Regions from separate parts of the Homo sapiens genome. Here region 1 is linked to region 2. The links are chromatin contacts, found by POLR2A ChIA-PET in ENCODE. All regions are on one chromosome and are shown on one strand. Each heading gives the region's core, a stretch centred on a gene start or an enhancer-like site at or near the end of the contact. The rest is flanking DNA. Distances are from core to core; before and after follow the strand shown. Region 1 holds the start of ARL15 (ARF like GTPase 15). Region 2 holds the start of ANXA2R-AS1 (ANXA2R antisense RNA 1).

Evidence for each region. ChIA-PET counts read pairs that join two places held with the same protein, here RNA polymerase II (POLR2A).
Region 1: POLR2A ChIA-PET joins it to region 2 with 12 read pairs in WTC11. The contact joins the promoter of ARL15 here to the promoter of ANXA2R-AS1 in region 2. POLR2A ChIA-PET finds 5 or more read pairs at or near these places in 2 of 52 experiments (WTC11 and activated CD8-positive, alpha-beta memory T cell).

Annotation. Positions count from the first base shown.
Region 1 is chr5:54,309,151-54,311,850 of GRCh38, reverse strand. It overlaps ARL15 (ARF like GTPase 15), which reads left to right and starts at 1,278. Exons shown (of 5, transcript NM_019087.3): 1 at 1,278-1,419. The coding sequence starts at 1,372.
Region 2 is chr5:43,040,698-43,043,397 of GRCh38, reverse strand. ANXA2R-AS1 (ANXA2R antisense RNA 1) reads right to left here and starts at 1,264. Exons shown (of 2, transcript NR_015447.1): 1 at 1-1,264. The region is part of intron 2 of ANXA2R-OT1 (ANXA2R overlapping transcript 1); the gene reads left to right. It also overlaps a transcript of ANXA2R not described here. RefSeq lists enhancers at 1-193, 221-420, 501-710, 194-731, 931-1,220 and 1 more.

The DNA of each region.
Region 1 (2,700 bases), core at 29-2,528, about 11 Mb before region 2:
GAAAGTAAAAATTCAACTCCTAAAACATCGCGTGTAGAGTCAGGCAGTCACTTCATAAAGAGTTCAGTCGATGAAGTTTCACTCTTGAAACTTTACTGTATGTATGCAAGCCCTAACTATTAATACAGGTGACAGCATCCACCTTATCTTCCATTCTCCCTAAGCCCTGAGGGTGGGGATGGGGGGGGGGGCACTCCAATCACCTGAGCCTAAGAACATAGCCTAAGAACATGTGTCTGGCATGGTCTGGTTATTTATAGCCTAAAAAAAAAAAAAGCCAGCTTCTTGTCCGATTCAGGCTTTCCCTGCCCAAACCCACTAGCTTAATGCGATATTGACATTACCAGGAAATGCATACGTCCCAAATGCATCTGCTTATAGATGTTTTTACCTCCTGAAATAATACCGGGTCACAAATACTGTTGTGTTTTTTGCAGAGAGCTTCTACTGCTCATTTAATTCAGGGGCGTTGGATTTGTGCTGAGCGTAATTTGACTCCAAGCATGCAAACTGATCAACTTCTTCCCGTGTGTTTGGGGAGTACAAGTGACTACTGCGACTCCTCAAATGTTTTTCTTTTCCTTTTCACGTGGAGGAAAGCGAATTCTCCGAAGACTGTTCGGCGTTCTACGCAGGGGTTGGAAGGGGGGTTCCTGAGTCACCTCTGGCTGCGCGGGGGGCCTGTGTGTACCCTCAGGGACACCAGGCTGGAATCGTCCACCTTACTTTCAAATGATAAAAGTGCGGAGGGTCTTTCTGCCCCTAAGTCGCGTACAGGATTGCCTGTTTACGGAGTACACTTTCACACACTTCTTTCCCGGTGGTGCAGTCTCGTGGCGGCAGAGCCTTTAGGAAGGCTCTGGGGGGAGACAAGATCAGTGGCGACCACGCCTCCCATGTTACAGCGCTCGCTTCCTACTGGGGGTTGGCGGGGACACCAAGGCTCTCCAGCCCGGGAACACGGAGTTCGGCTCCGTTGTACCCAACTGGAAAGCTGTGGAAACACAAAACTCGGGCGGCGACAGCACCAGCCGATTTTCCGCTCTCTTGGCTCTTTCTTCCGCTTGCACCGCCCCCACCCCGGCTCCTCCGCTCAGCACACAGGAACCCACATCCCCCACCACTCCCGCGTTTCTCTCCTGCCACCAGCTGGGGCCTGCCTTTTATAGGCGCCGCAGCCAATGAGCACGCTTCTTTCCTTCTGCCCGCCCGCCTGGCCAATCGCCGCGCCCCTTGTGTAATCTCCGGCTAGTCGGCTGCTTTCGGCTATTTTCGCTGTTGCTGGCTTTTTCAGGAGCTGCTCGCTCGCAGCCAGAGACGCTGCTTTTTTTTTCCGGGTTCGGAGCCGTTCCGGATGCTTTAGGCTGCCGGATGTCTGATCTCCGAATAACTGAGGCGTTTCTGTACATGGATTATCTGGTAGGTGCAGGGCAGGGGTGGCATGTCGCCTCTCGGATCTCGGCGTGCCCGATGGCCCCCTGCCTTGAGGAGCAGCCTTTTTGCTTTCTTTCTTTGGGATAGGATGCCTCTGGGGTTCTTTCTCCCGCAGCCGGCTGGTAAGCCTTTCCCTGGACTCGGAGGGGCAGCCTCCAGGGCGGGTGGGTGGTGGAGCTGACAGGTAAAGGTGCGGCCTGGGCCAGCACGGCTGCAGGGCGAGGGTCGCGCTGGGGCTGCTTGAGAGATGGGGCGGCCGCGGCGGCGCGTCCCCTGCCCGCGATCGGCTTCCTGGCTTCCCTCTGCGCTCTCCGCAGAGGACTTTCTTTCCGGGGGAGCAGGAGTTTTCCTCTCTCCCTGGAGCAGAACTCCAGGTGCTATTAAAGAGCCATAACCAGAATGGCTCACTAAGTGCCCAGCAGCCCTGGTCATTTGATTGTTATTAAATCTCTAAAGCTATGACCTCGGTCGTGGCGGGGTTTTAAAAGCACATTACCATAAAGCAGACGGGTCTAAACTACCTCGCAGGCTGGCACGAACAGGACTGAGTAGGGACAGGTATAGCCCCACCATTCCGGTCTTGGGTGCGTGCCGCGGTTCCACTGTGCACGGATTGGAACCCGGCTGTTTAGGCCAGGCTTGTGCTGAGAAGTTTAGGTGGGAAAAGTGTCAGCACAGTGCTGGGACCGAACATCATTTTAAAAATGGACTTCTATGTGTCTTTGTGGAATTATGCGAGCACCATGTTTTGTTCCAGAAATTATATTTCCCCAGAGTTGCTTGTTTGCGTTTAAGGGGATCCTCATTTACAGAGACTTGTGTTCGATCCTATACGATTATTGTGTTTACCATGTTGGGCAGAACCGCTATTGCCATGCAGAGTTGAAGTAGACGGTTAGAAACATTGACCCTCCTGTCATCTTGTTGGACACATGCACTCGGTTTTCGACTGCAGATTGGCCTGGCAGAGATTTGCCAGTGCCTTCTAGGAATTACACTTAAGGCTGTACTGAGAAAGTCTGTGCATGCTTTGATGGCCAAGAAACGCCGGACCGGCTTTGTGCTGTTATCTGTGTATTTGGGCTTATTTTAGTGTACATAAAGAAAATGTTTCTCCTAATGCTTCAGAGCTTGATGGTCTTGTGGGAAAGGATGGTGACTGCAGTTAATGCATAGCCTTGTGAATGGAGCTGGATCTAAAATTCTGAATTCAAGTTCTGTTTTGTTGTTCATTTGTTGATGGCAGTAACTTCCTTTATCTTTGTG
Region 2 (2,700 bases), core at 15-2,514:
GCCAGTAGCACTTTGGTGGCACCGAGCGCGCAGTTGGTCGGTCGCTGCACCGTTCCTTTCCCAGCGCCGGCTGTTTCTCACTGGCAACGCCACGCCTTTGTCAGCGTTATCGGACGCTCTCTGGCGGCAACCTTCTCACGGCCAAAAATTATCTTTTGCAACTGCACAGACATTTGCTACGGGCAGCTGATCGCTGGGTCCCAGCGCCGCTGGTTTCACAATTTCGCGGGTGCCCCCCACCATCCCCAGCCCGCAGCATAATCGGTGAAGGGAGCCTGCGGTTTCTCCGCCGCGCCTTCGCCCGTTGCGTCCTGCGAAGCCAGTGGAATCGGTGGTCACAAGGTTGGTTTCACCAAGTCGGGCGTTTCTTGGCACTGGCACCGCTCTGCGCTTTTGCTGGCCCAGGCCGGTCTCAGCACCGTTAGGTGCTCTCTAAAGGCGACTGTCTGTCGTGGTTAGGAAAGCTGCTATGGGACGACAGTTTTTTAGAAGTTTCTAGTCTAGCCCAGCTGGCGGTTTCTGGATCGCAGAACCACTGATTGCGCGGAGCTGGATGTACTTCTGTGGCCGCGCATGTTTCTCTGTGGTATCCCTACGGCTGTCGTCGAAATCGCGGTGTTTCTCTGGCCCCACCGCCACGTGGGCAACTTCTTCAGTGGCTGCGGGGTTCTCTCCACTGAGTTGCTGGTTTTGATCCACGCTTTCTCCCAGAGAGCAGACGAGACACTTTTCTGTTTGTGTCAACTGCTAGTCGTGCTGTGCACAGTTTCCTCGTCTCGGTGCGGGGCTTTCTCCATCCGAGGCCCTCTAGTGCCGGCTTCGCGGTCGCAGCACCCGGCGTTTCCGTTGGCTCTTTCGCCAGCGGCGCGAAGCCGGCGGTTTTGCTGTCACAGCACTTGCTGCACGGAGTTTCTCGGTAGCCGAACTTCTCTTTTTTTCTCAGAGTCGACGGTTTCTTGGTGACGGCACCGCTGGTTGCGCCAAAACAAATGTTGTCCTTGACAACCCCGCCGGCTGCATTCCCTTTCAGGCTCCTGGCACCGCCATTTCGGCGAGCCGTGGTCTCTTGTTCACAGCTCTGTGCCTCCATTTCTCGGTGGCGGCAGCCCTCAGGCCGCGGATCTGAGAGATTTAAAGTCGCAGCTGCCCCCGTTGCGCCGAGTCTGGCGTTGCCGGATGGGTGCTGCAGGGCTGGGCGGGGGGAGCCCGACGCTCCTTGGAGCCGGTGACAGGGGAGCTGCAGGGGCACAGTCTCTTCCCAGCGCCGCCGCACGGGTTCCGGCTCGGCCTCCAGAACGCAGTCCTGTGGCGGCGCCGCCGGCGTCTCTGTCGCAGGACCCCACGGTTTCGCGCGTCGTTGGCTTCTTAGTCCTAGCAAGTTTCGATTTCGCGGTGCCTGGGATTTCCACCCTCTGTCCAAGTAGGGGAATAGCCAAAATGTATTTTCTCAGCCCAAGCAAGTCCTGACTTAAGACAAACACCGGTCTAGCCCTGGCTGCGATATCTAGGCCGTAGGAACTCACCCGTTTCCCCATGCGAAGGCGAAGTTACCCTGTGACTCGTTGGTCAGCAGCTCCGGGTTTCCAGTGGCCTCGGATTTCTAATCATAACAACCATGGGGTCAGCCTAGCCTCAAGTTTCTTAGTCCTAGCAAGTTCCGGTTTCCTACTGGTAAGACTTGCTTTAGCTGCGCAGGAAATGTTTAACTCCTGTGGAAATCTGGGTACCAGCGAATGCTTTTTTTTTTTTTTTAAAGGTTTAGCGATGACCAGTTTAGCAGTGTTGGGAGCTCTTATACCAAGTTTGGTTTCGCAATATCGAGTCCTGTCTTAGCTATGCTTGTGTGTTTTTAAAACTCCCGTGGAAGTCAGGAAATGCCGGCGATCGCGATGTCTCAGTTTTACCAAGCTCCCTTTGACAATAGCAAGTCCTGCCCATCGAGACTTTTTCCTCTTGTAGACCAAATCGGGATGTACCAGCTACTACGATTTTTTAGACGTAGCTAAACACGTTTAACCGTGGATATTTTTGTTTTTTTTCTCGTAGGAAATTATGACAGGAGCAACCTGCAGGGGTTTAGATCTGACAGAAATATTCTAATGGTAGGCATTGCATCGCTTAGCCATATTTGTAATTTCTTCTTTGTAGGGTTGGTTCTCTGTAACTTTTGCTTACCTTAAAATTATTTTTGTGTCTTGCTCTGAGGACAATGTTACCGATGTGTTTTTCATTTTTACTTGCATTTCAGACTTTCATTATTTTAAATTATGTATTTTTTTTTTCTTCTAATTTTGAGCGTCTCAGATTCGTGCTTCTTGACTTTCATTCTCTCAGGAGCCGGGGAGCCGAGCTCGGTCTTAGCCTCGCTGGTATCAGGTTCCGGGTTCTGTCTGGAGGCTCCGCTTCCTATGCAGAGCTGGCGGTTTTGTATCAGCACGTTTGCCAGTGGCGCCCACTGGGCGTTTTCTCAGTTGCTGCACCCAACGTGACATTTCCCGTTCGCGGGGTCCTTAGGTTCTCAGTGCTGTCACTTTTTCGCTCCTACAACCGCTAGTATCTCCTAGGAACTTCCTGAACCCCGTTTTGCCGTGCAGAACGGTGATTGCACCGAGCCGCTGTTCGCACTAGTAATTGTGTGGTACCATTAGCCGGCGCTTTTTCTGTCACAACCCATTAAAACGGGTTAAAACATATTAAACC